Regions from separate parts of the Homo sapiens genome. Here region 1 is linked to region 2. Evidence: chromatin loops called from intact Hi-C (ENCODE). Cell type or tissue: heart right ventricle. All regions are shown on one strand. Each heading gives the region's core, and the rest is flanking DNA. Links, peaks and the distances in the headings are about the cores only. Region 1 overlaps GSK3B (glycogen synthase kinase 3 beta). Region 2 overlaps GSK3B (glycogen synthase kinase 3 beta).

Region 1 (16,666 bases), core at 871-3,370, 180 kb before region 2:
TCTTTATGACATCTAAAAATTAGGTTATTAGAGTTTAGTCCATTTCTTGATAATCCTGTGTTAATGTGGAAAAGAGTTCATGTGTGAGACTGAAAACCAGAACTTTATTTTCAGTCATTTCCCAACCCGACTTCCCCAGAGTTGTTAAAACGTTTAAGATATTTAAGAATTGCATGCTTTCTTGTTGCATGCACCTGTAGAATGCTAATTGTGAAGTGACAGTAAGTCACAGGCAAAAGGAAAAACTTCAAGGGAACCCAGTGATTCACAAATCACCTTATGGCTGATTGGGAACTGCATTTAGAAAATGAGGTGACATCTTCTCATTTCACTGGCAAAGTTCAGCTGAAAATCAGTACTTGCACGCTTTACTGTGTAGCCCTTATATTAGAATTGAGTTGCAGGTGTGAGATAATATTTTGGAGAAACAGCAAGGCTGGGAAAGTCAGAGATTTTATTCCAGCAGCAGAGTCTAAAGAGTGGGAGAGCTCTATTTGTGTGTGCACTTTATGCATAGAGAAGGCTGTGAAACATGCATATGTTGACCCTATTGTCACAGTTCCATACTTTTAAATAAGACCCATGAAGTTGAGACAGGGTTGGAGATGACAGACAGGATGTGAGATTGTGGTGCTTCTTGTGATGCTCCACCCTATAATGGAGAATGGAGGGGCAGAACGCTTGTGTGGGTGAGACAAGAGTGTGTGTTGGTACTAACAGGACCAACCGGGTTCCCCGGATATTGTTCTTCTAAGAACATAATCACCATAAGTAAATTAATTTGTTGGAATGTTTATCATTTTCTAGCTGATTTTTTGTGTGTGTGTGTGGGGTGGTGGTGGTGGAAGGGGAGTTTTCCCCGATTTCAAGAATAAAAGCATTTTCATTGTTCAGAAGAAGAGCATTTTCATTAAAGCGGAGGTTGCACTCTTGGCATTTTATCTTGAGTTATACAAATCATCCTTGGTTATACAAATCAAATTGCTTTTGAAATTTGTTGAGTGTAATGTATAAATGTATATTTATATAAAAACCTATGTGAATAGAACAGCAAGGAAAAACTGAGTAGAGTTAAAGAAGTTTGTTTTCCCTGAGATTTTCTGCCTTTAAATTTATATAAAAAAGGAATATTCCATTTTACGTTATTGAGTTTTCTATTTTTTTAAATGAGCTAATACTCAGTACATAATGGACATTTTTAGTAAATTATTCCAATATACTTGTGTCTGTAATGCATTTGATGTGGTATAAGATTTAGAAACACAATTTAGTTCGGCTGGCACGGTGGCTCACGCCTGTAATCCCAGCACTTTGGGAGGCCGAGGCGGGTGGATCACGAGGTCAGGAGATCAAGACCATCCTGGCCAACGTGGGGAAACCCCGTCTCTACTAAAAATACAAAAATTAGCGGGGGCGTGGTGGTGTGCGTCTGTAGTCCCAGCTACTCAGGAGGCTGAGGCAGGAGAATCGTTTGAACCCATGAGGCGGAGATTGCAGTGAGCTGAGATCGTGCCACTGCACTCCAGCCTGGGCGACAGAGAGAGACTCTGTCTCAAAAAAAAAACAAAACAAAAGACAATTTAGTCGATTTGGGTTCTTAGTTTATAATCCCCCTTACCATTTTTGCTTATATTTTGGGAAGAGAGGTCAACTTCCAAACAATGTGCAGGTTCCAATTTTATAAGTGATTAAATCTTATATTTTTTGTATTGAATAGTTTTCTTAGCATGTTTGGTTTGATCACTTGAAGTAATGATGTATTTGTCTTGAAACTAGTTTTGTCAAACCAACTTTTTATTTCCAGAGTACCATGGTTAACAACAGCACAAAGCCAAGTCCTTAACGTGTTCCCTTAATAACATGGTCTAAGGTTAATTTCTTGATTCTTATTTCAAATCAATTCAGTAATAAAAAGTACACTTTTTTTTTTTTTGAGATGGAGTCTCGCACTGTTTCCTGGGCTGGAGTGCCATGGCGTGATCTGGGCTTACTGCAACCTCTGCCACCCAGGTTCAAGCGATTTTCCTGCCTCAGCCTCCCAAGTAGTTGGGATTACAGGTGCCTGCCACCACACCTGGCTAATTTTTTGTATTTTTAGTAGAGACGGAGTTTCACTGTGTTGGCCAGGCTGGTCTCAAAATCCTGACCTTGTGATCTTCCCACCTCGGCCTCCCAAAGTGCTGGGATTACAGGCGTGAACCACCACATGTGGCCGAACTAAATTGTGTTTCTAATTTAGTTTTCCTGAAGAATAACAGCTATGCATCAATGTGGAATTGTGTTATTTGGAATCTCACCTTATTGGAATTGGCTGGTAATTGACAGTAAACCAGAAGTGCTCCTGAGCAGCTAATATCTGCAGACAAATGGAGTGTAAACTTTGCTCATAGGTTAGTTTTCAGGCTTTTATTAACGGTTCCTTGTTATTATTTAACATATAGTTGTAATTCATTGAGTTGTCTGGGTTTTTTTGAAATCACAGATCAGGGGAATGGATAGGTACTGATTAAGCATTATGCTACTGAAAAGAATGGATGATTAGGGGAAACAAGCATATTGGGATTACTTAGTGTATGTAGGGTATGTAGGTTCATATAGTTCCAGGGTAAATCATTCTGATAATTGTTGAAAATGTTCACCCAGAGAAATTTTTTTTTTTTTTTGGAGACAGGGTCTCGCTGTGTTGCCTATGCCTAGCCTGGAGTGCAGTGGCACAGTCTTGGCTCACTGCAGCCTCTGCCTCCTGGGCTCGGGTGATCTTTTAACCTCAACCTCTGGAGTAACTGGGACTATAGGCATGCGCCAACATGCCTGGCTAGTTTTTGTAGTTTTTATAGAGAGGGGGTTTCGCCATCTTGCCCAGGCTGGTCTTGAACTCCTGGAATCAAGCAATCCTGCCTCAGCCTCCCACAGTGCTGGGATTACAGTCATGAGCCACTGCACCCATCTGAGAATATTAATTCTCTTTTAAAGAGGCAGGAGGCAGAAAAATCTCTTGTGGAAACCTGGGCTTCTGCATAAACTACATAAAATATCTGTAATTTGTTGATCACTGAAGTGATGAAGAGAACTGGGTCACCTCTGTCTGATTCACCATCTTCTAGTTGGATTTCAGCAGTATGGATAAAGGTACTAAAGTCTTTAGTGTGCTAGCCCAGGGTATTGTTTCCAACTCTTTCTTCCATTGTCCATCTACATTTATTAACTCAGCAGCAGAGTTTTATCTGATTTAAGATTTGTTGTCTTACTATTTCTGTTTTTTTTTTTTTCCTCCTTAGTATATATGGAATTGCTGCTTGGATTTTGGCTGGCTTGTACCTTTTGTTTGTGGACTGCTTAGAAGGCACTGCATGGAGTCATTTAAGCTTTCTTATGAATTATGAATAGCTATGTAGAGAGGAACTTTTCTAGATACATTTATGGCCTATGAGAATTGAAAAGCTGGGTATCTTAATTGTTAGGCTGAAGAAAAAGGGTGATAGTGGCAAAGTAGTTTTTCTTTTGGAGGTCTGAGAAATTCTTAGGGGCTTAATTGGCTAATATAACTAGAAAGGTTGGGTGATTTAGGTTTTTTTCCAAGGAAAGGTATCTTATTTAAATGCAACACTGTCTGCTTCCTGTTATTTTATAAAATTAGTTAATACTTTTTTTTTTTTCTCAAGACGGAATGTCACTGTGTCGCCCAGGCTGGGGTGCAGTGGCACAATCTTGGCTCACTGCAACCGCCACCTCGAGGCCTGGTTCAAGGAATTCCCCTGCCTCAGCCTCCTGAGTAGCTGGGATTACAGGCATATGCCACCATTCCCCGCTAATTTTTTTGTATTTGTAGTAGAGATGGGGTTTCACCATGTTGGCCAGACTAGTCCTGAACTCCTGACCTCAGGCAATCTGCTGGCCTCAGCCTCGCAAAGTACAGCAAAATCAGTTAATATTTTTAATTGATTAACACTTTCTTCATGACCTGTGTTGAAGTTATTGAGTTGAGTCAATTGAATTTCTAATGCTAGATTTTGAGTATGTGGTGTGAGCACCTGAAGAGTTGGAGGTACTGGAATTATGTCTGACATCAGACTGATAGTATTTGCAGGGACATTTGCCCTAGTGGAATTCAGGGTTTTCACATTCTATACATTACTTAAATTATGAAGGAAAGGGGGAAGCTTTGAGTTGGTAGACTTTTAATAATAAGATATAATTACATGTATATAGAAGAGCAACGTACTGTATATCATATTCTCATAATATATGGTAATAACGGCAGTAATTATTGAGTGCGGTGTGCCAGATAATTGCATGTTTTATTTACCTATTTTGCTTTAAATTTTAAAAAATGTAATTTACTCACATGGTTCAAAATTTTAAAGATATTCAGTGAAGTCTTCTCTCCTGCTCTGCAACAACCAGTTCTCTTTCCTGGAGACCACTGGCATTACAATTTCTTATGTGTCCTTTCATAGGTATTCTGAATCTTTACGGATTAATGATTTCTATAGTAGACTTGCATTTTGTGTATACATACATAAATTAACAATAGCTTTAGCAGAAGTGTTAGAATTAAAACAAATTTAAATCAGTAACTCTAGAAAATTGCTATTTTTTAACCTATTAAATTAGTAAATACTTATTTCTCTAAATATAAGTTAGTTGGAGAATAAGTGCAAAGATGACAGAGCTCCTCTCGTGGCAATTAGAGGTAAAATGTTAATAGTCTTAACCAATGAACAATTAATAGCACATTTAAAATAGATGTTTATTTCATAATAAAAAGACAGGATAATTTTTTAACTTTCTATTTTTCTAACATCTTAGATGAGAAAACCTGTTCTCTTGAGAGATCAGAGGCGCAGAGTGCGTCAGTGTCAATGAAGCCTGTGCCTTTTACTTCTTTAAGAGCGTACGGTTTCATTCTGCTCCTAAATCAAGCACCCCTTAGTTGTTGAATAAAAATTACTTTTATAAAGGAATATATGATTTAAAGAAATCAAATAGTGCAGAAGGGCTTATGATGGAAAGTAATCTTCTGTCCTCCAGTCCTACTTCTTAGAAGCAACATTGGCTATGACAGCTGTTTCCTCTAGTAGTTTTTGTCATATTTTTAATTATATGCTTTTTATCTATTTCTTAAAATTAATTTTTTTGTCTTATTGTGGTAGACATCATTTATTGTCATGCCCATCTCCCTTTTGCTTTCATACTGATATAATTATGCCACTATTTAAAAACTATTATTTATTTAAATTATTATTCAAATTATTCTCAGTATGTAGACATGGAACAGTATTCTATGTAGAAACAAGTAGTATACAGTGATCACATTTCCTTATGAGAATAGCTTTATTGAGATATAATTCACATACCGTAACATTCATTTTTTCATTACTCAGGTGTTCATAGACTTGTGTAACCATCCCAACCATCTAATTTTAGAGCACTTTTATCATTTCAGAGATAAAGCTTATACCCATTAGCAGCCATTCCCTATGTTCCCCTTCCCCACAGCTCTAGGCAACCACTAATTTACTCTCTGTCTTTATAGATTTGCCTGTTCTGGACATTTCATATAAATGGATTTATGTAATACATGGCCATTTATGACTGTTTTCTTTCTCCCATGTTATAGCATGTATTAGTACTTCATTCCTTTTTATTGCTGAATAACATTTCATTGTATGGAAATCCTGCGATTTGTTTATTAGTTGATGGACATTTGGGTTGTTTCTGCTTTTTGACTAGTATGAATATGCTGCTGTGAACATTTGTGTGCAAGTTTTTGTGTGGACATATGTTTTCAGATCTTTTGGGGTATATACCTAAGTAGTGGAATGGCTGGGTGATATGGTAACTCTCTGTTTAAAGTGTTAAGGAGCTATTAAGCTGTTTCAAAGTGACAGTCACATTTTTTCCTTTGCTTTTAATCTTTTTAGACTTTATTGTTGCCATTTTCTTTCTTTTTTTTTAAATACTGTTTGTAATAATTATAATCTCAATTCTTCCCCCCAAATGTACCAATTTATCAGACATTCTCTGGATTTCTACCTGCCTCCTGCCCCTTTCTTTTCCTGGAGTGTCCTTTTTCCTGGAGCCCTCGTCCAACTGCTGGGATCTGATCTAGTTGTTCTCCAGGCCCCGTTGTACAGCTGTCATCCTCTGACTTCTTTCGCTGCTCTTCAGGGTTGGCTCTCCAGTTTCCTGGATCCCATATCTCTAAATAACATTTCATTGTATGGAAATCCCATGATTTGTTTGTTAGTTGAATAGTTCTTATCTGATAACTGTTTGATAAATATACCTGGAAAAGTTGTTCATTGTTTTTTTCCATATTTGTTCCAAAAGGGCAGTTAAGAAGCTATATACTTTTTGGGCAGATACCCTCACCCTTGCAGTATCTAGATACTGAGAAATAGATGTTGGAAGGTTACTTTGTATCATTTTATTAAGTGATTACCATGCAAACATAAGGCAAGTACAAAAATCTGAAAAATATTAATATTAAGTAATTGTTTAGACTAGAGCTATTCAGAAGAAATATTATATAAGCCAAAAAGGTGAATTATATATGTAATTTTAATTTTCTATGAACCACTTTGAAAAATAGACACAAGTGAAATTAATTCTAGTAATATATTTTATTTAACCTAGTGTATCTAAACTAATAATATATCAAGATGTAATCAATATAAAAATTATTGAGATATTTTACATTCTTTTTTTGGGTAGTAAATCTTTATAACCTAGTGAGTGTTTTACACTTAAAGAACATACTAATTTGGGGGCCGGGCGCGGTGGCTCATGCCTGTAATCCCAGCACATTGGGAGACCGAGGCGGGTGGATCACGAGGTCAGGAGTTCAAGACCAACCTGGCCAAGATGGTGAAACCCCGTCTCTACTAAAAATACGAAAATTAGCTGGGCGTGGTGGCAGACGCCTATAATCCCAGCTACTTGGGAGGCTGAGGCAGAGAATTGCTTGAACCTGGGAGGCAGAGGTTGCAGTGAGCCGAGATTGTGCCACTGCACTCCAGCCTGGGTGACACAGCAAGACTCTTTCTCAAAAAAAAAAAAAAAAAAAAAAAAAAAAAGAACATACTAATTTGGGCTAGCCACATTTCAAGGGTTCATTAGCTACATGTTGCTAGTGGTTATTGTATTGGACAGTGCAGGCTTAGAATTTTGTCCAGGAATTATATTATTTTTGTTATTTTTAAGTAATAGAAAAGGTGTGTGTGGTTTAAAAACACTTCATTGATTTATGCCTTTGTTTTTAATCATGTTTTCAGCTTATTTTGAGATTTAAAAGAGGTTGAAAATTGTTACGTTTTTCAGAAGGGGGCTTGCTGTAGGGTGGGTAGTGATTCTTTCCACCCTTATTTTAGTAAAACTGTTAAAATAGGTATTTAAATTTTTGCTGTTAAGATAATTAGGTGTTGTCCTTACCATGATTGCCTTGGCCTCCGTGGAATTTTTTCGATGCAAATATTCTTTGTCATATATTATTTCCCCTTGCTGTTTCAAAGACCTTAGCTGGCTTTCAGTCTCAAATGCCACCTCTTTAGTCATTCATGCTTATCTCAAGGCATGAAATTCACTTTCATATAACTCCTTCAGCACTCTCTGTGACCCTTCTAATGTTCTTCCTTGTATTCTTGTTAATGTGTCTTGTTTCTCCGTAGGAGATCATAAGTTCCAACATGACATAAAAATATTTTATGCATCTTTGTATTTTCTGCAGTGTGGAGCACAGTCCTTTTTGTATTGGGTCACTTAGTACATATTCTAGTTGAAGGCAGTTTGTCATGTGATATGGTGTCTAGTGGTATGATAGTTTACAGGTCACCAAGCTATTGCTGATGTTTCTAGGAACATTTAAGTTTTGATGTAAGAAATTAAGTTAAATTTGTGTTTTGTTTGTTTGTTTTTTTGAGATGGAGTCTCGCTCTGTTGCCAGGCTGGAGTGCAGTGGCGCGATCTTGGCTCACTGCAACCTCCACCTCCTGGGTTCAAGCGATTCTCCTGCCTCAGCCTCCCCAGTAGCTGGGACTACAGGCATGCACCACCACGCCCAGCTAGTTTTTGTATTTTTAGTAGAGACAGGGTTTCACCATGTTGACCAGGATGGTCTCTATCTCCTGATCTTGTGATCCGCCCGCCTCCCAAAGTGTTGGGATTACAGGTGTGAGCCACCGTGCCCGACCCTGTTTTTTTTTTTTTTCTTAAATGTGAAGGAATGATAGTAGGGAAAGGAAAGAGACATAGAGTATACAGACACTTCTGTTGCACTGTGTGCTTAGCACTGAGTGGCTCTGAAATCTTTGGATGGATGACTGAAAGAAAGGACTTGGGTGCTAGGTTGCACTGGTTGGTAAGCACAGTACCTTTGAAACATTGAGCATATGACGCTACTACGGTATCCCCTTACATTATTTTATTTGGAGTGGGTAAGGACTGAAGAGAGATTTATAACAGTGAAACCTGACAGTTCAATTTCTTTCCTTTCACCAAGTAGCTTACTCTGCAAAAGAATAAAGTAAACAGACAGTATTTAAATATGAGAAGTCTTTTCATCATGGATGTACTTAGGTATGTAATTGTATTGTGGGGGAGTTGTGAAACTGTAATTTTTTTTCTTTTTTTTTTTGAGACTGAGTCTTGCTGTATTGCCCAGGATGGAGTGCAGTGGCGTGATTTGGCTCACTGCAATCTCTGCCTCCCAGGTTCAAGCAATTCTCATGCTTCAGCCTCCCGAGTAGCTGGGATTATAGGTATCCACCACCACGCCTGGCTAATTTTTGTATTTTTAGTAGAAGCAGGGTTTCATAATGCTGGCCAGGCTGGTCTCAAACTCCTGTCCTCAAATGATCTGGATGCTTTGGCCTCCCAAGGTGCTGGGATTACAGGCATGAGCCACTGCACCTGGCCGAAACTAATTTTTACAAGACCTCTTTTTGGGTCTTTAAGATGATGTTTGTTTGTTTGATATGTTAGTATGTCAGTTCTAGAGCTTTCCCAGAGAGGGTGAGAAATATTAATAAACAATAGGGTTTCTATTGCTAAATAATACAACTTCTTTTTTTTTTAATTAGAGGAAAGAGTGTCGTCGTCTTCTCCTTCTTCCTTCTACCTTCTTCCTTCTTCCTTCGTCTTCCTTCTTCCCTCCCCCTCCTCCCACCTTTTTTGGAGACAGAATCTTGCTCTGTTTATCAGATTGTAGTACAGTGGTGTGATCTTGGCTCACTGCAGCCTCAACCTCCTGGGCTCAAGCAATCCTCCCACCTCAGCATCCACATTAGTTGGGTCCACAGGAGTGCGCTACCATGCCTGGCTCATTTTTGTATTTTTTGTAGAGACGAGATTTTGCTATATTACCCAGGCTGGTCTCGAATTCCTGAGCTCAGTCCAGCCACCTTGGTCTCTCAAAGTGCTGGGATTGCAGGTGTGTGCCACCTCACCTGGCCATAATACAAATTCTTAAATAGTGGTCGAATATGACTTTCTGTATTTGGTTTTGAAAAATAAATTGCTTTCCACATATCAGCATGGTATTTCCTTCTGTGATTAAATGTGTGCATTGTGAGATGTTTGGCTGGTATAGGGTACAATTCTTAGACATGGAAGAAATTTACTTTCTCTGTAAGTAGCAAATACTTGTTATGCCCTTCTTGAACCAAGAGGATTTACTAAAGAACAAGGTATAATTCTATTTAAATTCAGTTGAACATCAGGAATAACTTTTACTGAGAGACTCTGAGGCCTTTAAAAAATATGTTTATATAGGCCGGGTGCGGTGGCTCACTCCTGTAATCCCAGTACTTTGGAAGGTTGAGATGGGTGGATCACTTGAGGTCAGGAGTTGGAGACCAGCCTGAGCAGCATGGTGAAACCTCATATCTACTAAAAATACAAAAATTAGCCGGGTACGGTGGCAGGTGCCTGTAATTCTAGCTACTAGGGAGGCTAAGGCAGGAGAATCGTTTGGACCTGGGAAGTGGAGGTTGCAATGAGCCGATACTGCACTACTGCGCTCCAGCCTGGGCAAGAGAGCAAGACTGTCTCAAAAAGAAAAAAATGTTTAATATGTATCTACTTGTGGCAGTAGTCTACTTATTAAAAAAAAAAATGTGTGTGTGTGTGTGTGTGTGTGTGTGTGTGTGTGTGTGTGTGTAATTTCCTGTCAAGGTTGTAGAAAATTAAAGGAGAGTTGTGCTTTTTCAAAGGATAGAGGAGACAGGCCAGGTGCAGTGGCTCATGTCTGTAATCCCTCCCAGAGGGAGACTGAGGAGGGGCGGATCGCTGAGGTCAGGAGTTCGAGACCACCCTGGCCAACATGGTGAAACCCTGTCTCTACCAAAAATACAAAAATTAGCTGGGCATGGTGGTGCATGCTTGTAATCCCAGCTACACGGGAGGCTGAGGCAGGAGAATCGTTTGAACCTGGCAAAGCAGAGGTTGCAGTGAGCTGATACCGTGCCACTGTACTCCAGCCTGGGCGAGACAGCGAGACTGTCTCAAAAAGAAAAAAAAGTGTGTGTGTGTGTGTGTGTGTGTGTGTGTGTAATTTCCTGTCAAATTGTAGAAAATTAAAGAAGAGCTGTGCTTTTTGAAAGGATAGAGGAGACAGGCCAGGTGCGGTGGCTCACGTCTGTAATCCCTCCCAGAGGGAGGCTGAGGCTGGCAGATCCCTGAGGTCAGGAGTTTGAGACCACCCTGGCTAACATGGAGAAACCCTGTCTCTACTAAAAATACAAAAATTAGCTGGGCATGGTGGTGCACGCTTGTAATCCCAGCTACACGGGAGGCTGAGGCAGAAGAATCGCTTGAACCCCAGAGGCAGAGGTTGTAGTGAGCCGAGATCGTGCCACTTGCTCTCCAGCCTGGGAAACAGCAAGACTCCATCTCAGAAAAAAAAGAAAAAAAAAAAAAAAGAGGAGAAGTTCTAGTATGATATTTCTGATATTTCTGCTCTACATTGGAGAAGGAGAACTTAGTTAGAAACAAAGGGTGTGTTTGTCGTATTTGTCATGACTTCCAAAATGGGAGCAGGTGGGCCAATTCCTGGGTCGTTAGAAAAGAAGACCCAGAGACAGGAGATTGTCTTCCGGCACTGTGTGGGCTATGGTATCAATATAAGTTGTATAGCTTGTTGGCTTTCAGTATTTATTTAGGAGTAGGAAATTGTTCTAAAATGCATTTCACATTATATCTAATTAAAAACACATCTTTTTTTGTGTTAATTTCTTACATATAGCTGAGAAAGCCTAGACTTTCTAAAGTCTAGGAAAGAGGTGAGAAATGCTGCTGTGGACCATAGGAGTTGGGGTGGGGGAAGAAGCTAATTAGAAAAAAGTTTGTGGTCATGATAGATTTTGAGTTTCTCTGGATGCTGTTAATGATGGCCGGAATTTTAGAATTCAGATTCAGCTACTCTTTGAATGTTTATTGTGTGCCAAGCACTCTCATTCCATTTAACTTTCATAATGCTCTGTGACAATATTTGCCCCATTTAATGAGTGAAGAATCTGAGGTTAAAAAAAATATATTTTTTTAATTGATTTATTCCGGGGCCTTACAGTTAGTAGGGAATAGGTTCCAGATGTTGATCCCAGGCCCTCCAGACTTGAAGTAAAGGAAGAAAATTTTTTGAGTACTTACCATGTCATTGTACAATAGTAAGCAATTAATTTAAAATAAATGTTACTATGTATATTTAAGATATACAACATGATGTTAATATGATACATATTATAATAAAATGGCTACTGTAGTAAAAGAAATTAACATCTCCATCTCACATAGTTACCCACCCCCTCTCCCTCGCCCCTACCAAGAGCAACTGTAATCTACTCAACTCTTAACAAAAGCCTAGATACAATACACTATTATTAACTATAGTCTTCATGTTGTACATTAGATCTTTTGACATGTTTATCCCAGGTATTTGCTACTTCCTATACTTTGACCTACATCTCCCCATTTCCTCCCCTGCTCAACCTCTGCTAACCAGTTTACTCTCTATCTCTGTATATTTGACCTTTTTTTGAAAAAAGATTTCACATATAATTGAGATCATGATATATATTTTTTTCTGTGTATAGTTTATTTCAGTTAATGTCCTTCAGGTCCATCCATATGTGTGTGTACACACACACATATATATATACACACACTGAAGTTTAACCATTCGTCCATTGATGGACACCTAGGGTTGTTTCCATATGTTGGCTGTTGTGAATAATGCTGTAGTGAACGTGGGAATGCAGATATCTTTACGAAGTGATGATTTCATAATATTTTGTATATACCCAAAGAATAATTACTGGGTCATATGATAGTTCTATTTTTAGTTTCTTTAGAAACCTCCATACTGTTTCCAGAGTGGCTGCACTAATCTGCATTCTCACCAACAGTGTACAGAGGTTCTCTTTTCTCTACACCTCTACCAACACTTAATCTCTTATTTTTTATTTTTATTTTTTTGATAATAGATATCCTAACAGGGGTGAGGTGGTATCTCATCATGGTTTTGATTTCCATTTCTCTGATGATAAGTGATGTTGAGCACCTTTTCATATACCTGTTGGCCGTTTTTTAGGTCACCTTTAGGGAAATGTCTATTCACCTCCTTTGCCCATTTTTTTTTTTTTTTTTTTTTTTTTTGAGACGGAGTTTCGCTCTGTCGCCCAGGCTGGAGTGCAGTGGCGCGATCTCGACTCACTGCAAGCTCCGCCTCCCGGGTTCACGCCATTCTCCTGCCTCAGCCTCCCGTGTAGCTGGGACTACAGGCGTGCGCCACCATGCCCGGCTAATTTTTGTATTTTTAGTAGAGACGGGGTTTCACCGTGTTAGCCAGGATGGTCTCGATCTCCTGACCTCGTGATCCGCCCGTCTCGGCCTCCCAAAGTGCTGGGATTACAGGCGTGAGCCACCGCGCCCAGCCGCCCATTTTTAAATAGAGTTATATGTTTTCTTGCTGTTGAGTTGTATGATGTTTTTATAAATCTTGAATATTAACCCCTTATCAGATATATGGTTTGCCAAAATGTTTTCCCAGTCTGTAGGTTGTCTTTTTATTTTGTTGTTTCCTTTGCTGTGCAGAAGCTTTTTAGTTTGATGTAGTCTCATCTATTTTTACATTTGTTTCCTGTGTTTTGGTGTCATGGAAAAAGTCATTGCCAAGACCAATGTCAAGGAGATTTCTCCCTATGTTTTCTTCTAGGAATTTTGTGGCTTCAAGTCTTATGTTTAGGTTTTTATCCATTTTGAGTTGGTTTTTGTGTCTGGTGTAAGATGAGGATTCAGTTTCATTATTTTGCATGTGGAAATCCATTTTTCCCAACACCATTTATTGAAGAATTGTGTTGTCTTGGTGCCTTTGTTGAAACATAGTTGACGGTCTATGTTTGGATTTGTTGCTGGGCTCTCTATTCTGTTGCACTGGTCTGTGTGTCTGTTTTTATGGCAGTACTAAACTATTTTGATTATAGTTGCTTTGTAATTTAATTTTAACTCAGGAAGCGTGAAGCCCCCAACTTTTTTTTTTCCTCAGAATTGCCTTGGCTGTTCAGAGTCTGGTGGTTCCATGTGAATTTTAGGATTGCTTTTTCTACTCTTGTGAAGAATGCCATTGGGATTTTGATAGGAATTGCGTTGAATCTGTTTTGTTGCTTTGGGTAGTATGATAATTTTAACAATATTCTTTTGATCCATGAGCATGGAATTCTTTCCATTTATTTGTGTCCTCTTCATTTTCTTTCATCAGTAGTTTTAGTTTTCAGTGTACAGGTCTTTCAACTTTTTGGTTAAATTTATTCCTAAGTATTTTGTTTGTTGATACTAACACAAATGGGGCTGTTTTCTTAATTTCTTTTTCAGCTTGGTCATTATTTGTGTATGGAAATGCCATGAATTTTTTATGTTGATTTTATATCCTACAACTTTACTAAATTAATTTATTCAATCTAACAGTTTTTCATGTGGTCTTTGGAGTTTTCTATATATGGGATCATGCCATCTGCAAATAGAGATAATTTTCTGATTTGGTTAACTTTTTTTTTCCTTTTTCTTGTCTAAATACTCTTGATTTAGACAAGCTCTTCCAGCACTTCTAGTATTCTGTTGAATAGAAGTGGTCAGAGTGGGCATCTTTGCCTTGTATCAGGTCTTAGAGGAAAAGTTCTCAGTTTCTCGCCATTGATTATGTAGTTAGCTGTGGGTTTTTCATAGATGGCCTTATTATACTGAGGAACTTGCCTTCTATATTTAAACTGTTAAAGAGTTTTTATCAAGAAAGTTTAACTTTGTTGAATGCTTTTTCTGTCAGTTGATATGATTGTGTCATTTTTCTTTCAGTCTCTTAATATATCACATTGATTCATTTGTGTATGTTAAACCAGCTTTGGATGCCCATATAAATCCCACTTGATCATGATGTGTAATTTTTTGATATGTTGAATTTGACTTGCTAATACTTTATTGAGGATTTTTGTATCATCAGTGTTCATCAGAGATACTGGCCTGTAGTTTTATTTTCTTGTAATGTTTTTGTCTAGCTTAGGTATCAAGGTGATGCTGGCCTTATCAAATGTGTTACAGCTCTATTATTTGGAAGAGTTTAAGTAGTATTGGTATTCTTAAAAAGTTTGGTAGAATTAAGCTGTGAAGCTGTCTGGTCCTGACCTTTTCTTTTTTGGGAGGATTTTAATTACCACTGGTTCAATCTTTTTGTTTGTTATGGGTCTATTTAGGTTTTCTATTTTTTTTCTGATTCAACCTTGGCAGGTTGTACTTTTTTAGGTATTCTTTTCTTCTAAGTTATCACATTTGTTGGCATGTAATTGTTCGTAACAGTTTCTCAGCGCTGGGTGTGGTGGCTCACACCTGTAATCCCAGCACTTTGGGAGGCTGAGACGGGCAGATCATGAGGTCAGGAGTTCGAGACCAGCCTGACCAAAATTAGCCGGGTGTGGTGGTGCGCACCTGTAATCCCAGCCACTCAGGAGGCTGAGGCAGGAGAATCGCTTGAACCCGGGAGGTGGAAGTTGCAGTAAGCCAAGATCGTGCCACTGCACTCCAGCCTGGGTGACAGAGTGGAACTCTGTCTCAAAAAAAAAAAAAAAAAGTTTCTCATGACCCTTCTTATTTCTTTTCTTTCTTTCTTTCTTTTTTTTTTTAGAGACAGGGCCTCACTCTGTGACCCAAGCTGCACTGCGGTGGTGCGATGTACATTCACTGCAGTCTCAATTCCTGGGCTCCAGTGATCCTCCCACCTCAGCCTCCTGAGTGGTACTGCAGATATGTGCTACAACGCCCAGCTAATTTTTGTATTTTTTGTAGAGAGAGTGTTTCACCATGTTGCCCAAGCTGGTCTTGAACTCCTAGACTCAAGTGATCTATCCACCTCGGCCTCCCATAGTGCTGGGATTACAGTCGTGAGCAGCGGCACCTGGCCAACTGTTTTTATTTCTGAGGCTTCTATTGTAATGTCTCCACTTTCATTTCTCATTTTGTGTATTTTGGACTCCTCTCTTTTTGTGTAGTCTAAGGGTTTGTTGATTTTATTTTTTTAAAAAACCAACTCTTTGTTTTATTGTTTTTCTCCATGGGTTGTCTATTCTCTATTTTAAGCAACTTGTTTGTATCTTATTTAATTTTCATCACAGTCTTCTAAGGCAAATTGAATTTATAAATGAGGAAACTGACGCTTACAGAGCCTTACACAGCCAGCAAGATGCATAGCCATACTTCGAACCTGTTCTCTTAATTGCTCCACTGTATGGCCTTTATAATTTGGAGAGGGAATAAGATAATTGCCCGAAATTGGAAGAATTAAGGTTTTTTAGGGTACGGCTTAGGAACTTCTACTTTTTGTAGTGTTACTTATGGAGGAGAAAGTAATTGTCAGTCATATATAAGTACAGTTTATTTTATTTTAAAATAAAAATTTTAAGAGCAAATACCTTGCTTTTAAAACTGATCTGGCTAGCTATAAAACAGTGGCTGTGAGAGATGGGTAAGAAGTGTAGTTGAAATCCATATTGCAAAATCAGTTTTGAGCCTGAGCTCCTATCCTTTTCTTTTCTTCTTTGAGATGGGGTCTTGCTCTCTTGCCCAGGCTGAAGTGCTGTGGTGTGGTTGTGGCTCACTGCAGCCTACCTCCTGGGCTCAGGTGATACTCTTGCATCAGCCTTTCAATTAGCTAGGACTACAGGCCCGCACCACCATGCCAGGCTTTTTTTTTTTTTTTTTTTTTTTAATTTTTTTTGTAGAGATGAGGTCTCCCTATGTTGTCCAGGCTGGGCTTAAGCAATTCTTCTGCCTTGTCCTCTCAGAGTGCAGGGATTATAGATGTGAGCCACAGAGCTCAGTCAGGATCACTTTAACAGATGAAACTGAATCTTAGAGAAGTTAAGTAACTCTTGCCAAGGTTTCATAGCCAGCAGGTGGCAGAGCCTGGATTCCAACCCAGGTAATTTAGTCTAGAGCTCTTATTCTTAACTACTTTACTGTCCTAAGAGTATGCGAATGTACAGAAATGGAGCCTTGCTACCTCTGGTAACTTGAAGGCACCAATTTTGCGTTCAGTTAACATATCATAGTTTGATCCAAGGCAAGAACAGAAGTGTTAACACTTCACCTGCCTCTGTCCTTATTATTTCCCATGGTTATTGGTCTC
Region 2 (16,666 bases), core at 6,665-9,164:
CTCAATTCAGGGATGAGATAAAAAACAATGCAGTGTTTTCTTCATTTTCCTCTATAATTTAACCTTTTATTCCACCCTTTTTCCTGCAAATTTCATCAAACTTTCTGCTTTTAAAAGCTCATTTCTTGGTAATATACTGTGAATTTGTAATACAACTTTATTCTTTCCATTTTCAGTTTTCAGTACTTTGTGCCTCTCTGATCTAACCTTTTAACATGTAGTCAAGCCTACATTCCCATGTAACTCAGGCAGTTACCCCGCTACTTCCTCACTGGTGTAATCACCTAATCTCTCTCCTCATGGTCCCTAAGACATCTTTACATAATTTGGATTCTCTCCAATTTAATTTTTTCACCCTTGTTACAGATTCTTTTCACCATAGCTCTATAGATAACATATTGCCCCACACTTGTTAATACCTGTGTTCCTATCCCTTTGTAATACTTTTACATCAATTCACAGTTTAAATTTGGGGTTTAACATAGGATATGTTTTCCACAGGCTTCTCTTGAGACAGATCCTTTAAAAAATAAGTAAATCTGTTCTGTCATGAGTTAATTTTTCTTAGTCTCACAATGTGTCCTCTTTCAGACTGTCCTCATTTTACTGTTTTCTAATTTCAGATGACCTATCACTTTGCAGGCCATGACTCTGTTCCCTGAACTATTTTTAAAAAGGGTGAAAGATAGTAAAACTCTTACCTGGTGTTTGAAACAAAGCACTACTACTTGTCTATAGGAAAAACTGCCCAAATCAGATATGTTTTATTGTTAATGGGGTGTCTTCACCATTGAGAGTGACTGACTTGGTAGGGACAGACTGAGACACCAAGGTTAGAAGAGCTTCTGTTCTCATATAGTGTCAAAACACTTGGTACAGCCCATTCTCTTGGGACATAAAATAGCTTTATTCTGATAAATTTGGAAGAGGGATTTCGCTTGTTTGATAGCTCATTTTTATAAACCCTCTGATTTTTTTGTTTTTAACAAAATTGGTTTGGTCAGATGGAGTTTGGGAAACACTTTGGACTGTACATTATCAGATTGGTAATTTGAACAAAATACTATTACTTTCTTCTTATTTTTTTACTAGATGAAAAGGGGCCAAAAAGTAGCTAAAGAACTAGTTGGGCTATTTAGGAACAAAAAGCTAGATGTGATCACAATATTGGGAAGTAGTTAAAACCAGTCTCCTCTGTAAGAGAGGCTGCTCCGTTTTTGTAGCTCCATCAGGTAGTGAAAAAACTTCAGGCTACAAAGCTTGGGTATTAACGTTTTGTCTCGTAATGAATTTTCTGAACATAATTAGCATCTATCTTGTTAATTAAAAAGCATCCTTTAGAAGATATAACAGTCTCCTATCAATTATGCTGAAAACTAAATGTCATAATTTTCATGCAGCCTAAAAACAGGGATTAGTATTTATTAATTTATGAAATGGTTATTGTATGTCAGTACTTGGGGAGAGGGTTAAAAAACAAACTTCAAAACTAGTGATGAAGGAAAAAGAAGTTAAGGTTAGAGTCATCATTGACTAGAAATAAATGGAAGAAAAGAAATCCCAGTCATTGAAATCCTTGTGACTACTTTCATCTGTCTTTACCCTGGTTTTCCAGTACCTTTACTTTTTTTTTTTGGCACTTACTGTTTTACTGTTTTGATTTTGTTGCATTTTGTCCCTTTATTTATCTTTATTATTAATGTATGTCAGAATGGCTGGCTTCTACAGCAGTTTATTTTATTCTGTCTTTGGATTATCTTGGGCGACATCTCAAAAGAAATTAATTGTAATTTATTATACTTCATATTTAAAATACATGCAATGAAGTATTTTAGTAGGAAAATTGGAATAAGAAAACATGCAATTATACTTACTATAGCAGAGTTAGAATTTATAGGCAGTGAATCATTTCTGCCCTGAAGTTGAAGGGCCTGTTTATAATTTATTGGGTAATAAATGTTTATGTGGTTAATAAATTGACCAAGATATGGAAAAATAGATTGAGTCTATAAGCCTTGAAATATTCGCCGTGAGTCAGAAGTCAAAATGCAAGACAGTGGCCAGTTTCTCACCCTTTTTAAAGAAATACATTGGGTGAGGAGTATTCATTCTTAGAATCCATTGTCATGCTTTTTGGTGGGGGAGGTACCTCTTTTCTGCCCTTGCTTCTTTGTATTTTAGAGGTGGAATTTGGGGAACAGAGGATCAGAAGAAATTCAACACTTATCCTTTTTTGCTTTTGGTGCCTTCTTAGGTGACAAACGCTTTCTTTAAAAATTGCTATTCTTTTTTGCAGAGCAAGGTGATAAAATTGTAAATTTCTTTTATTAGAGATAGTTACAGTTTACATTTTCTTTTTCATATATGATTCAAATGATGTGAATCTTATAAAATCATTTGATACTGTGAAAGGATAGCAGTCTAAGTTCTTTAAGGTTTAGATTTAAAGAATTTCTGCTTTTTATTTTTATTTTTTTTCTGTTAGTGCAAAGCAGCTGGTCCGAGGAGAACCCAATGTTTCGTATATCTGTTCTCGGTACTATAGGGCACCAGAGTTGATCTTTGGAGCCACTGATTATACCTCTAGTATAGGTAAGTACAAATCTGAATATAATGCTCATAATTATTAATTGCTTCTTGATTTTGGTAATTTAGTACTACTAATCTGTACTTTTATTTCCATGGAAAGATGGATATATCCCATAATGTTTTTTTTCTTAAAGCTTGAGATGCAAACATGTATAGGCATACCTCATTTTATTATACTTTCCAGGCACTGCTTTTTTTTTTTTAACCTCTCAAAGGTTTGTGTCAACCCTGAGTCAAGCAAGTCTGCCCACACTAGTTTTATAAGAGCATGTGCTCACTTCATGTCTTTGTGTCATCATGTCTTTGTGTCACATTTTGGTAATTATTGCAACATTTCAAACATTCTCATTGTATCTGCTATGGTGATCTATGATCAGTGGTCTTTGATGTTACTATTGTAATTGTTTTGGTTTGCCACAAACCACAACAATATAAGACAGCAAACTTAATCGATCGGTGTTGTGTATGTTATGAATATTCCACCAGCTGGCCATTCCCCATCTCTCTTCCTATCCTCAGGCCTCCCTATTCCCTGAGAGACAACAATATTGAAATTAGGCCAATTAATAACTCTGCAGTTGCCTCTAAGTGTTCAAGTGAAAGGTACATTTTTCACTTTTAATCAAAAGCTAGAAATGATTAAGCTGAGCAAGGAAGGCATATCGAAATTGTGCCACACAGTTAGCCAAGTTGTGACCAGAAAGGAAAAGTTCTTAAAGGAAATTAAAGTGCTACTCCAATGAACAGATGAATGATAAGAAAGTGAAACAGCCTTATTGCTGTTACAGGGAAAGTTTTAGTGGTTTGGATAGATCAAACCAACCACAACATTCACTTGAGCCAAAGCCTAACCCAGCAAGGCCTGAACTCCCTTCAATTCTGTGAAGACAGAGAGGTGAGGAAGCTACACAAGAAAAATCTGAAGGTAGCAGAGGTTATTTCATGAGGATTAAGGGTAAAAAGCTGCACCATGCCATAAAAGTGCAAGGCAAGCAGCAAGTGCTGATGTAGAAGCTGCAGCAAGTTATCCAGAAGATCTAACTAAGATCATCGATGAAGGTGGCTACATTAAACATCAGAGTTTTAATGGAGACCAAATAGCCTTCTACTGAATTGGAAGAAGATACCGTTTAGGACTTTCATCTCTAGATTTTCTAGAGATGGAAGACTTCTTCTAGAGAGGAGAAGTGTCATTGCCTGGCTTCAAAGCTTCTAAGGACAGGTTGACTCTCTTGTGAGGGCCTAATGTAGCTGGTGACTTTTAAGTGCAAGCCACTGCTCATTTACCATTCCAGAAATCCTAGGGCCCTTAAGAATGATGCTGAATGTATTCTGCCTGTGCTGCATAAATGGAGCAACAATGAGTGGATGATAGCACATCTGTTTATAGCATGGTTCACTGAATATTTGAAGCCCACTGCTGAGACCTACTACTCCAGAGAAGAGTATTTCTTTCAAAATATTACTGCTTATGGACAGTGCAACTGGTCACCCAAAGGTTGAGAAATACATTTGTAAGGCTATAGCTGCCCTAGATAGTGATTAGTCTGATGGATCTGGGCAAAGTCAATTTTAAATCTTCTGGAAAGGATTCACCATTCTAGGTGTCACTAAGAACATTTGTGACTCAATCACATGAACAACATTTTGGAAGAAGTTGATTCCAAGCCTCATGGGTGACCTTGAGGCATTCTAGACTTCAGTGAAGGAAGTCTCTGCAGATGTTGTGGAACTAGCAAGAGAACTAGAATTAGAAGTGGAGCCTGAAGATGTGACTGAACTGCTGCAATCTCATGATGAAACATAAACAAGTTGCTTCTTTTATGGATGAGCAAAGAAAGTGGTTTCTTGAGGTGGAATCTACTAGTGGTTAAGACGCTGTGAATATTGTTGAAATGACAACAAAGGATTTAGAATATTACATAATTGTAGTTGATAAAGCAGCAGCAGGGGTTGAGAGGACTGACTCCCATTTTGAAAGTGGTTCTAATGTGGGTAAAATGCTATCAAAGAGCATCTCCTACTAGAGAAAAATCTTTCATGAAGGGAAGAGTCAGTTGATGTGGCAAACTTCATTGTCACTTTAAGAAATTACTCCAGCCACATCGTATAGCCTTCAGCAACTGCCACCCTGATCAGTCAGCAGCCATCGACATCAAGGCAAGACCCTCTGCCAGCAAAAAGATTACAACTCACTGAAGGCTTAGATGATCATTAGCATTTTTTTTTAGTAATAAAGTGTGTTTAAGTTAATGTATTACATTTATGTTTTTATACAATTCTATTATACAAGTAATAGACTACAGTATAGAGTGAACATACCTTTTATATGCACTGGGATACCAGAAAATTGGTGAGACTTGCTTTATTGTGTCTTATTGTTATGGTCTGGAACCAGTTCTGCAACATCTCTGACGTATGCCTGTATAGAATTTTTCAAATTCTACTTTTTAGAATTTAAGGTATACCTACTATTCTATTTTTCTTCCTTGGACTGTTAGAATCATAAAGCTAATAGCTTTTACCTTAAGAATTTAAATTAATTCTAAGTAACTTTTTTTTACTTTCTTATTTAAAATCCTCCTGAAATACTTCTGAGCATGATTATACTAGTTGGATAATTTATTAATTAATGTTATTTCATTAAGTTAATAATGAAAGTGATAGTATGGCCATATTGCTAACATTTCCTTCATGCCATCTCCATTATTTAATATAAAATCAGCTTAAATCACTAGTAGTTTTGCTAGATGCACTGATTCTGCAGAAGTATGCACCCAAGATGTTTAGTCATAGAAGGAACTGAATAGAGACCATTAGCTTTAATCATCATTGACCTTCTCAAGTCTTCACCCCAGATGTTTAGTGATAGGAGGAACTGAATAGAGACCATTAGCTTTAATCATCATTGACCTTCTCAAGTCTTCACCCCAGATGTTTAGTGATAGGAGGAACTGAATAGAGACCATTAGCTTTAATCATCATTGACCTTCTCAAGTCTTCACCCAAGATGTTTAGTGATAGAAGGAACTGAATAGAGACCATTAGCTTTAATCATCATTGACCTTCTCAAGTCGTCACCCAAGATGTTTAGTGATAGAAGGAACTGAATAGAGACCATTAGCTTTAATCATTATTGACCTTCTCTTTTACTACATCTTAGCCCACTAGCCAGGAGTGAACAGAGAGAGCATGATCAGCTGGACATGAATAGGAAGCTAACAAACAAGGAGCAACTTTAAGCTGGATGTGCAAGTGGAAACCAAAATTATTTTACTCTTACATATTGTTTCTGAAGAGAATTCCTTTAGTCCAGAAACAAACAAAAGCATGCAAATAATAAACCAAAAACATCCCCACAGTAACAGAAAACCAAAACAAACAAAAAACAGACCTGGCCTGGTGCAGTGGCTCACACCTGTAATCCCAGCACTTTGGGAGGCTGAGGTGGGCAGATCACTTGAACTCAGGAGTTCGAGACCAGCCTGGGCAACATGGTGAAAACCTGTCACTACCAAAAATTAGCCGGGCGTGGTGACATGCCCCTGTAGTCCCCGCTACTTGGGAGGATGAGGTGGGAGGATGGCTTGAGGCCAGGAGGCAGAGGTTGCAGTGAGCTGAGACTCCACCACTGCACTCCAGCTCGGTGACAGAATGAGACCCCCCCTCTCAAAACAACAACAGCAACAACAAAAAATAGAACAGACCTTGTGACAGTTTTTTTGTCTTTTTGATATAAATAGAAATTCTCTGATACAAGCAAACACCCTAATCAGAAACACATTATCATTTTTTATTTTGCCAAATGGCAAAATGCCAAAGCACATTTTGATTTCTGCCAAGAGGCCAGCAGTTTTACCCACCATTTCCTTTGTACCCTCAGTACAAATGTTAACCCAGTGAAGGTGTATTCTTATGAAAAGAGTTTTGCCCTCTGGGACATCTAGAAATGTCTAGAGGACCCAGGTGCAAAGAGTACAAAGTGTCCTCTGTAGACCACACTTTGACATCTGCTTTACCAGAGGGTAGAGAGCATAATAATGTGTATATGTATGTGTATGTAATTCTCAGAGTCTTAGTATGGCTGTGGTACATGGCATATATGAATGGACAGATGAAAAATAGTACAAAGAATATTTTGCTTGTGGTCGACCTGGGTTTGAGTGTCAGGTCACTTGAAGTAAAGTGGAGATTACTGACAGTTCTTTTCTGAGTGGCTGTGAGGCTTAAATAAAATGTTAGTGAAAATACTGTAGAAATGAAAGGTGGTATTCTTTTGTGGCATTTTTAGACTTGACTCTCCCCAAGAGCAAATTTCAGCCCCTTGTCTTTGGGTATGTCATTGGATTTTCCAGCTGCTTTACATTTTATTCAAATATATGATACTGATTATCTGTATATAAGATACTGGTGTGAGCTGTGCCAGAAACACCTAAAATAAAGGCAGTTTGATTGTTCTCAAAAAGTTAACACATCATCTCACACATTAAGGAACAGTTATATAAACAGGAGTCTTTTGAACCCTAGCAAGCCTAGGTTTGGCTTCCCATTATAAACTTAGGATACTTGCCTCTTAAGACTGTAATGTTTTTAAACAGACCCTCCCAAAAAGTATACTAATATTGTTACATTTTTAAATGTTTTTAACAGTAATGTTTGAAATGAAAGAGTAACTGTTTCTGACAAGATTATTGTCATATTTAGATACAGCCAGAGGTAAAGCTGATGTCTCTGATTATATTATCTTACTGACAAATGGCAGAATGAGAACAAAAGGCTTCCTTAGAACAAGGAATTGAACTTACAGACAGACCCTTGAAGAAGCTGTTATTCTGTGACAGTGAGACAGTTATTCAAGAGAGTGGTGTTTTGATTGGGAATTGAGAATGATTCCAGGCCTAGCTCTACTATTCAGTACCTTTACCTTGGGCAAGTCGTTTAACTTTATCATGTCTTAATTTCCTTATCTATGAAATAAGTGTGTTAAACTAGATGGTCTTGAAAGATCACTTTAACATGAACCCGAGTTAAATATGAAACAAAATGCTATTCTGGCTTTAACCCCAACTAACTAAAATTCAGTGTGCCAAAGCACTATTTCTATTTTTCCGGTACCTTCTATTTAGTTGAAGTTTTATTCTATCTGGAGAATTTCATCCATTTGTCCTTTGAAGTAAGAGCAGAAGAGATTTTAGTGTCCTCCAGAAAGTGATTGATAAGTACCTTGTTTTTACTAACTTGACTGATGTAACATGAATTGAGGGCTGCTAGTATAGTTGTCACCTGAATCTTTTGAGTGTCAGTCTTCTGTGATAACTTCTAGGCAAGAGTATTCCTTGATGTTTTACTTTTTGTCTTCCATATTTGTAGCTAAATCTTACCTAAGAAAGTGTTTCCTATTGTTTTTTATGAAGGCATAATTATTCCCTTACAATTTTTTCAGCCTTGTATCTGAGATGAATCATTCCGTATTAGAGAGGAAAAAAGTTGAGTGCATATTACCTTCCATCTTATTAACTAGGTAAAGGGATGTTTTAAAACTTAGATTAAAATAAGCATTTACATAAATAAGGAGATACATCTTTTCCGCTTGACTATAACAGTTAGTATTACTATTGGCTTTGAGTAAAGATTCCCTAACAAGTTTTCATATGTGCTTAATTTAGCAATTTCCTAATATATTAAATAGGACTCTTGGTCTATATTTGCAGAATAGATGTCTTGGTTATTAAGTTAGGACTGGACAAAATCAACTCGAGTTTGTTAAATGATACTATGTCATTTTTCTAGGTCAATAAAAAGTAGTCACTGGAGCAACGATTTCCAGTCTCTCTTGATAGTACATCTCACCACATCAGACCTTTAAAATTTTTTGTTGTCAACCATTTACTGTTCCTTCTTCTCCTTCCGTACTGGTAGGTGGTAAAGTCCAGCAATGATTCATATTCGTCTCCCTAAAGCACTTGAGTGTTGGTACATTAAAAACCTAGGAATCTCAGAAATCTGGAAGCTAAAAAGCAGCCTTTTCTTGTAGGAAGTCTTAATAGCGGGCTTTAAAATAGAGTGACCGTACGGTTTATCTTCTAATCCGATAATACTTTTGAGAGAGAAAGAGGTGTTACTAATAATTATCCCAGGACAACATATAAACCATAACTATCCTGGGTAAACCAGGATGTATACTTTAAAGTATTTTTAAAGTGTATTAATTGAGTTAATTTTTAGAGTTTTCTCTCCGGATTGAGGTTTTCATTTTGACTTAAAAGTGGATTATTTTTATAATTTATGAAGTAAAATGTATTCCTCCATCATTGCTATTCCATTTTATTTAAAAATGATATATTTAAGCACATTTTTCTGTCAGTCATCGTAGAACATAAAAATCAACCATTTAAAGTCTTAAAAGTGTTCCTCAGAATTTGCACTGACTTAAAGCCCAGTGTCTGGGAGAGATTGAACCTTTCCTTGCTGCTCCTCTGTAAGTACCTACTAATATGCAGACGTTGTGTCACTTTGACTTATTTTTAAGTAAGATAAATAGATAGTCCTGCCATAGCTTTGGTACTGTAATCCTCTGTCTAGTTATTTGAAGACTTGAATACCTGAAATTTGATAATAATAGACTTTACCCTTTATTAGAATATTCTTATTGGTCTGGTTTCCTCTTTGGTAAGTTTAACATTTAATTAAAAAGTACATTAAGGAAGTTTGATGACTTTTTCTCTGTTTTGGATTGTATAATCTTTTCCTGTGATATTTACTCTGTGATCAAAGTAAAATTAGAAAACGTATACAAACACTTTTCAGCTCAAGCTATGAAGTATTAATAAGGCTTCGTTTTCTTTTCTCTTTAGATGTATGGTCTGCTGGCTGTGTGTTGGCTGAGCTGTTACTAGGACAACCAATATTTCCAGGGGATAGTGGTGTGGATCAGTTGGTAGAAATAATCAAGGTGAGAAGGTTGAATCAGAATATTTGAACTGGAAGGAATTTTTGTGCTACTTTAATAATATATATCACACATGTACACATACGAGAAACTTAAAAAATGGAGGAAGCAATCCAAGGTCACGTAGCAAGTTCAGCTATAAAGTGGGTATAAGAACGCCCCCCCAGCCTTTTGGTTTTTATTTGAGTTACTCTTCTCTTGTATGATCCTAGAAAAGCTATTATGTATATCTGATGCAAGAAAGGTATATATCTGTTATTTAAAGTACTTAAAAGCAAAATTAGACTATAAGCTCACTAAAATGTATGTAAGCTGAATAAAAGCAGAAGCTGTGTCTGCTTTTGCTCACTGTATACTCCCTGCTCCTAATACTCTGTGGAGCACATAGGAGATACTTGTATTTGGTCACTATTTATATTTATTCAGTATTTATAAAATGAAAGAATGAATGCCTACCTGTCTGGCTAGATCATTGATAGAAACAAAATTTTGACTTATGGATTTAATATAATTTTATTTATTGGGTCTATATGAATTTAATATAATTTTATTTATTTTAAATTTTATTTAAAGCTGAATAAAGATATGTCTGGTTTTGCTCAGACACAGCTTCTGCTTTCATTCAGCTTTGCATACATACACCTTTATTAACAAATATTTAAATATTATCTTAGAATATATGTTTTCTTTTAAGAACAGTAGAGCTGAGATTTTAATTGAGTTTTTAAATGTAATTTTTTTAAGTTTTAAATATTTGAGATCTTAAAGGAAGTCCCTTTACTTAAAAAAAAAAAAAAAACCTAGTGTCTAGATTTATATCACTAGATTGTTTCATTCTAAGGTTTCAGTTTGGACAAAGCAACAACACCTACTGTCTCTGGGGCTTTGTTTGTGATATCCCAAATTTTGCATAGAATTGTAAAATTGAAAAATCTCCTTAGAGGTCATGTTGTCCAATGTACAATAAAATAACCTTTTAGTTACATTCCTAACAAATGGTTTTCTAGTATTTTCTTGAACACTTCCAGCATCAGATTACTACTTAGGGATGCAGCTTATTCTGTATTGGACAGCTTGAATTTAGTTTTTATTGTACTGAGCTGTAACTCCTCAGTAGCTTCTACCAGTTGAACATAGGACTGTGATCAAGTTCTTTTCAAATCCTTGTACTTCATTCTATAAAAATAGGAATTTTAAAAATCAAAGGTGGTTTTGCTAGATGTCAGTGTGTGCAAGTATGGTTGAAAAGACTAGTGTGTAATAAGCGATCTTCTTTATTATCCATATAATTTCTTACAATTTGCAGCTTAGACCACTGTGGTATTTGCATCTTCTTTTTGGTACCATTTTTGAGTTTCCTATCTAATCTTTTACACTTGTTAACAGAACTATTTTCTTTTTCATTTCTGTGCTACACTTAGATGTAAATTTGAATAGTTTGCTTTCTTTATTTTCTAAAAGCCTACCCCATCATGTAAATTAATGCTTGAATACGGAGCTTGGCCAACTTTTTCTGTAAAGGACTAGATAAAATATTTTAGGCTTTGTGGGCCAAAAGGCAAAATCGAGGATATCATATAGGTACTTCAGTAACAAAAGAGAAAACACATTTTCACAAATTTTTTTATTGATGAAGTTAGAGGTATAATAATTGAGTCTTTTTTTTATTTTTATTTTTAAATACAGCTCTACTAACCAGAAGAATTGAGTTCTTTTTGGGGAAATATAACCTTTCTCTTAATTGATGTTCAAAGTTAGTACTTTCTAATCATCAAATTGATGGCAAATCTGTTAATTCTTAGCTTATGGGCTTCACACAGACAATGGGCTGTAGTTTCCTGGTCTCTGCTCTTACACAACCATTCAGCATTTCTCCTGTCCCTAGGCTTTTATTTGACGTACTTGAGCTCACCATCACCATGCTACAATTCTGTGGGCATATTAGCTATTCTATTTGTCATATATGTTTAGCTCATTACAATTGTATCATTTCTCTACTGATTATATTTTAGAATTTTGTGGCGATTTGTCATTAATTTTAATTCATACATAATGCAAGTAGAATTTCTGAGGAAGCTAAGTGAGCATCTGTGATAATTCCCTATCTCATGCTTGCCGTAATACCTTATAAATCTTTAAGTCTAGAGCTTGTTTGTACAACTTTTTGTTAGTCCTTGTAATTCATTTTCTGCTAATACTATTTTATGCTACCTGCTATTAATATATTTTGTTACTGATAATTTCAGACTTCATTTTCATTAAGTGCTTATTTTTTCCAAAATGGTCCGTGATCAATATGTAGTAGCAGGCCAACTCTGAAATAAAACACTCATCATTTATGTGCTATGCTGTCATCTTGCATTTATACTTAAGAAATGTACTTATCACCTTACTATAGTAAGTAAGTTCCAAAATCACTGCTTATAGAAAGTTTTGATAATGATATAAGATAAGAGAACTGTAAGTATTTCCAAGCATCCAGGGCATTTTGGGATATCTGGTTTCTAGGTGCCTTCTATGTTCTTGACCGTGGCTGCCCAGGATAGATGGAATTACCAGTAGTAGTTTACCATCCATTTATTGACTGGAAGTTACCACACATTGCACGGAGGCTCTAGGCTTTGTATTTTGTGCAAGTGTGTATATGTTTAGTATAGTTCTAAGTCTTATTGCATGAAGGTTAATAAACTTCATAAGAGTGTTGTGTGTGTGTGTTTAATGTAGCCCCAAATCTTACTGGTCCGGCCAGGGGCCGTAGTTCACGCCTGTAACCCCAGCACTTTGGGAGGCCGAGGTGGGTGGATTGCTTGAGCCCAGGAGTTTGAGACTAGCCTAGGGAACATGGCGAAACCCAGTCTCTACAAAAAATAGAAAAATTAGCCAGGCATAGTGGCACATGCCTGTAGCCCCAGCTACTTGGGAGCCTGAAGTGGGAGGGTAGCTTCAGCCCGGGAGACAAATGTTGCAGTAAGCCAAGATTATGCCCCTGTACTCCACCTGTGTGACAGAGCGAGACTGTGTCAACGAGTCCATCAATAAAATAATAAATAATAAATATCACAGCCAAGCGTGGTGGCTAACACCTGTAATCCCAACACTTTGGGAGGCCGAGGTGCGCAGATCACTTGAGGTCAAGAGTTCAAGACCAGCCTGACCAACATGGTGAAACCCTGTCTCTACTAAAAATATAAAAACTAGCCAGGTGCCATGGCGCACACCTGTAGTCCTGGGTACTCCAGAGGCTGAGGCAGGAGAATTGCTTGAACCTGGGAAGCAGATGTTGCAGTAAGCCAAGTACCACTGCACTCTAGCCTGGGCGGCAGAGTCAGACTCTGTCACAAATAAATAAATAAATAATAAATATCAAATCTTTTTCTTTCTCCTTCCTTCCTGCTTGCCTCCCTCCCTCCCTCCTTCCTATTATTGCTAACATCTGTTCTTCAAATGTTAAATATATATGAGGTTTCATTTGAATAAAAATTCCTAAGAAATGCTGATCTAGCTATTCTAGTTTTCCTGATTTAAGTTGGAAAAGAGAAGTTATATGTGTTTGTTTTCAAAGTTAAATGTTATTAAGACGTTCTGTATTTTAAACAAATACTTTCATGTACTGATAAACATGACTTTAAGAATAGATTTGAAATTTTCTTAAAGGTGGTCTCATAAATGCCCAGTTCAGTTCTCACGTTTTTTAAGGTAATAGTCATGCACCCTTAGTGCTTATGATAAGTAGGGAACTCGTATTAAACTGTTCTTTTCTGCTTTCTTTTCATTTTCTTTCTAGAAAACCTCATAAGAGAGTATCTGGGGGAAACTAACCCTGGAAAAATGGATAACTCTTCTCTGAATTTAAGTTTAAGCAAAAAAAAGAAAGTGGATAATCATATAATAAGCTTTATGAAGTTTTTTTATGTGGTAGACTTGCCTCATTATTTTATAAACTTTTGCCTCATTATTTTATAAACTTTCTGAGCAGGGACTTTTTTTTATTCTTATGTTTTAATATCTGAGGGCACCAAAATAATTTTCAATTAAGGTTTGTATTGAATTAACTTGTTAAACCATTGTCCATTCATGAATTTGAAATAAGCTGGGAATTAATAAGAAAAGTTAATGTGGTTGTTGTGTATGTTGTTTATTGACTCAGATGTCCATGCCAGTAATTTACAGCATGAGTAAAACAGTTTAATTAAACGAACTGTATCTCATTCTAGCTAACATTTTTAATTTTCCTCACTGCCCTCTAATAAGGTTTTTGTAAAATATTTAGAATAAAATCCAAATACATTATCTTTAGAATAAGTTAAAAGTATAAGAACAGATTTGAAAGTCATGGAAAATCATTTCTAAGCATGAAAAACACAAGTATTTAACTTTCTGAAGTTAATTTCATGCATAGAATTGTCAGATCAGCATTTCATTATGCCATTTGACCTCTACATATCAAAAATGCTTGGATTTTCACGGCATTTGTAAAAAGACAAATTCCATTAGGGGCTTCTCAGACAATGTGCTTTTTTTCCTTTAAATTCTTCCTTAATATAAAAACCTCAAGAAATATATGATATAGTTCCAGATACATGGGAAAAAATAAAATATTTTTGGAAAATCTCTACCAGGAATTTTGCCAAATGTAATGTTCACTGACATACAACATTGTCCTTTGGCACCTCTGCAGTTGGCCATAGCAGTGGAGCTTTGTAGAAGAGAGTCCTGTGCAGGCTTGTATAATGCTGGTGAAGGTGATAATTTTTAATGACAGTTACTTTTTTTATAACTACATAGTCTTAGATTTTATATGCTCAATGCAGAAGACTGAGAAAGCACAGACAAATAGACAAAAATCACTTACTGTTCTAGCACATCATGAAAAATACTTCTATAAATATTTTCATATACTATATTTTCTTTTTATTTAAATAAAAATACCATCTTACTGCTTTGTAGACTTTTAAAAACTGAACAATTAAGTATATTTTTTAATGACTACATAGATTCCACTGCATGATTGTATTTTGAATTACATAATTGATGCTGAAAATAACAGCATTAAGGTAAAGTGATACAGCATTGTGTTTCAAAAAGTTTACATGATGTATTGGTTTTCGTAAGTTTGATTATTAACTTTCTTACATAAATGACAGGTGTCCCCCAGAAATTCCATATAAGCAATCTAGGAAGTTTTGGACCTGGGAAAGCTGTAAGTTTTACTAATAATTTCTCCCCTCTACTCTTCAAACTTTAAAACATAAATTTCAAATAAGGTAAGATGAATTTCAGTCCAGAGTTTAATTTCTGGATTAAACTATCACAAAACTAACAATTTAAAAATAAACCAACCATTTGTAGAATTTTTTAATTTTAAATATTAAAATTCCTACAGAGATAGTTTCATTTATATCATAAACATTTACTTATGCTATAGTAATAATTTGACTATTGCTTTTGAATAGAAGAGTTTTAGGACAGAATTAGTCAATGCTACACCTCTTGATAATAGAATTTCAGTATAGCTTTCATAGTTTTTGTAACTGGCCTTTAGAATTTGGGTATATCTTCTCTAAAAAGCTTGACATTAAATATATTGATACTTAAATTATTTGCAATAATAAAATTATTTTATAAGGCAATTAAATTTTCTTAATTTCTTTTGTAATACAGCTTTACTAAACTACTGTTTAGTTTTCTCTTAACATTAATTAACCAACCTAGATATCTATGTAGATAGCTTTTACACAGGGAAGAGCTAGTAATTTCAGTTATCTGTAACTGAAATTTTATGTAAGAAATTTGAAAGTACAACACAGATGCAAATAAACTTTTGATTGTGCTATGGGAGCCAAGTAGATGGGCGGGCTTCATTTCTTATGATGCCTATCCGTAGAAAAAGATTTAGAAGGACCTACAAATTCTACAATGGAGAATAGAATTAAGGGAAGGGGAAAAGGAGAGAATTTTTATTTTTTGCTTTTTACTACTATGTGATGTTGATTTTTTCTAAGAAATCATATCTTTTTACAGTTGCAGGACTTATGAAAAAGTAGTTGCTTTCAATTTTTTGTTTTTGTTAGTAAACAAAAACAGTTCTACAGAAGTTGAGAGTTACATTTTTGTTACAAATGTTTGTCTAAATAATTGTTTTCCTAGGCTTTCAATTTGATGCTTGTTTGTGGTATAATTTAGACAAAAAGATCAGTGGATCCCTGGCTCCTCAGAGTTCTACGTTTTCCAATATTGGGAAATGACTGCTCATCATAAAAGCTGCCACTCAGTGAGACCTTACTTTGTGCCAGGCACTGGGTTAAGCACTTTACATTCATTACCACACTTAATTATTATATTAACCCTAAGAAGTAAGCATCACTACTACTACTATTACTGTTACTACAGTAGTCTCCTGATATCCACAGGTATCACTTTCTACTGTTTTAGTTACCCAGAGCCAACCACAGTTCAGAAACATTAAGTGGAAAATTTTAGTAATAAACAATTTATGAGTTTTAAATTGCATGCTGTTCTGAGTAGTATGCTGAAATCTCATGCTGTCCTGCTTCATTCCTCCTGGGACGTGAATCCTCCCTTTGTCCAGTATATCCATGCTGTATACACTACCTGCCCGTTAGTCATCGACATCATTTGCTCCTGACATCCAGCCATGGACATTATTATGGCTCACTGATCCAGGATCATTCCAAGCAGATGATCCTCCTCCTGGTGTACAGTCAGAAGATCATTAGTAGACTAAGGCTATGTCACAAGGCCTGTGTAATTCACCTCACTTCATCTTACCACATAGGCATTTTATCATCTCACATCATCACAACAAGAAGGATAAGTGTAGTACAAGAAAATATTTTGAGAGAGAGACTACATTCACAGAACTTTACAGTATATCATTTTAATTGTTGTTGCTTTTAATCTCTTACTGTGCCTAATTTATAAATTAAACTTTATCATAGGTATGTATGTATAGGAAAAACATAGTATATAGTTTGGTACTACGTATGTTTTCAGGCATCCACTGGGAGTCTTGGAACATATCCTCCACAGTTAAGGGGAAACTACTGTATTACCGTATATACAGGAAGAGTAGGGTGGTGGAAAAACCATCTGATTCATCTGTAGCTC

What was found. A loop is a pair of places that touch in the nucleus more often than their neighbours do. Peaks named below come from ENCODE experiments on the same cell type or tissue, not always from the same donor. Only the 100,000 strongest peaks of a DNase experiment are listed, where the experiment ranks them.
Region 1: it touches region 2 in a loop (3-fold over the local background); 65 of 110 quality-filtered maps call a loop at or near these places.

What each region holds. Positions count from the first base shown.
Region 1 is chr3:120,072,799-120,089,464 of GRCh38, reverse strand. All of the region lies in intron 1 of GSK3B (glycogen synthase kinase 3 beta), which reads left to right. It overlaps MIR6529 (microRNA 6529), which reads left to right and starts at 4,817; the gene lies at 4,817-4,901. RefSeq lists a silencer at 7,560-7,609. In heart right ventricle, for the core only: no CTCF peak of the experiment used is centred there; no DNase peak of the experiment used is centred there.
Region 2 is chr3:119,898,630-119,915,295 of GRCh38, reverse strand. GSK3B (glycogen synthase kinase 3 beta) reads left to right here. Exons shown (of 11, transcript NM_001146156.2): 6 at 2,486-2,592; 7 at 9,444-9,541. Among named protein-coding and RNA genes, the nearest start is that of NR1I2, 120 kb to the right of the region's middle. In heart right ventricle, for the core only: no CTCF peak of the experiment used is centred there; no DNase peak of the experiment used is centred there; H3K27ac peaks cover 1,323 bases.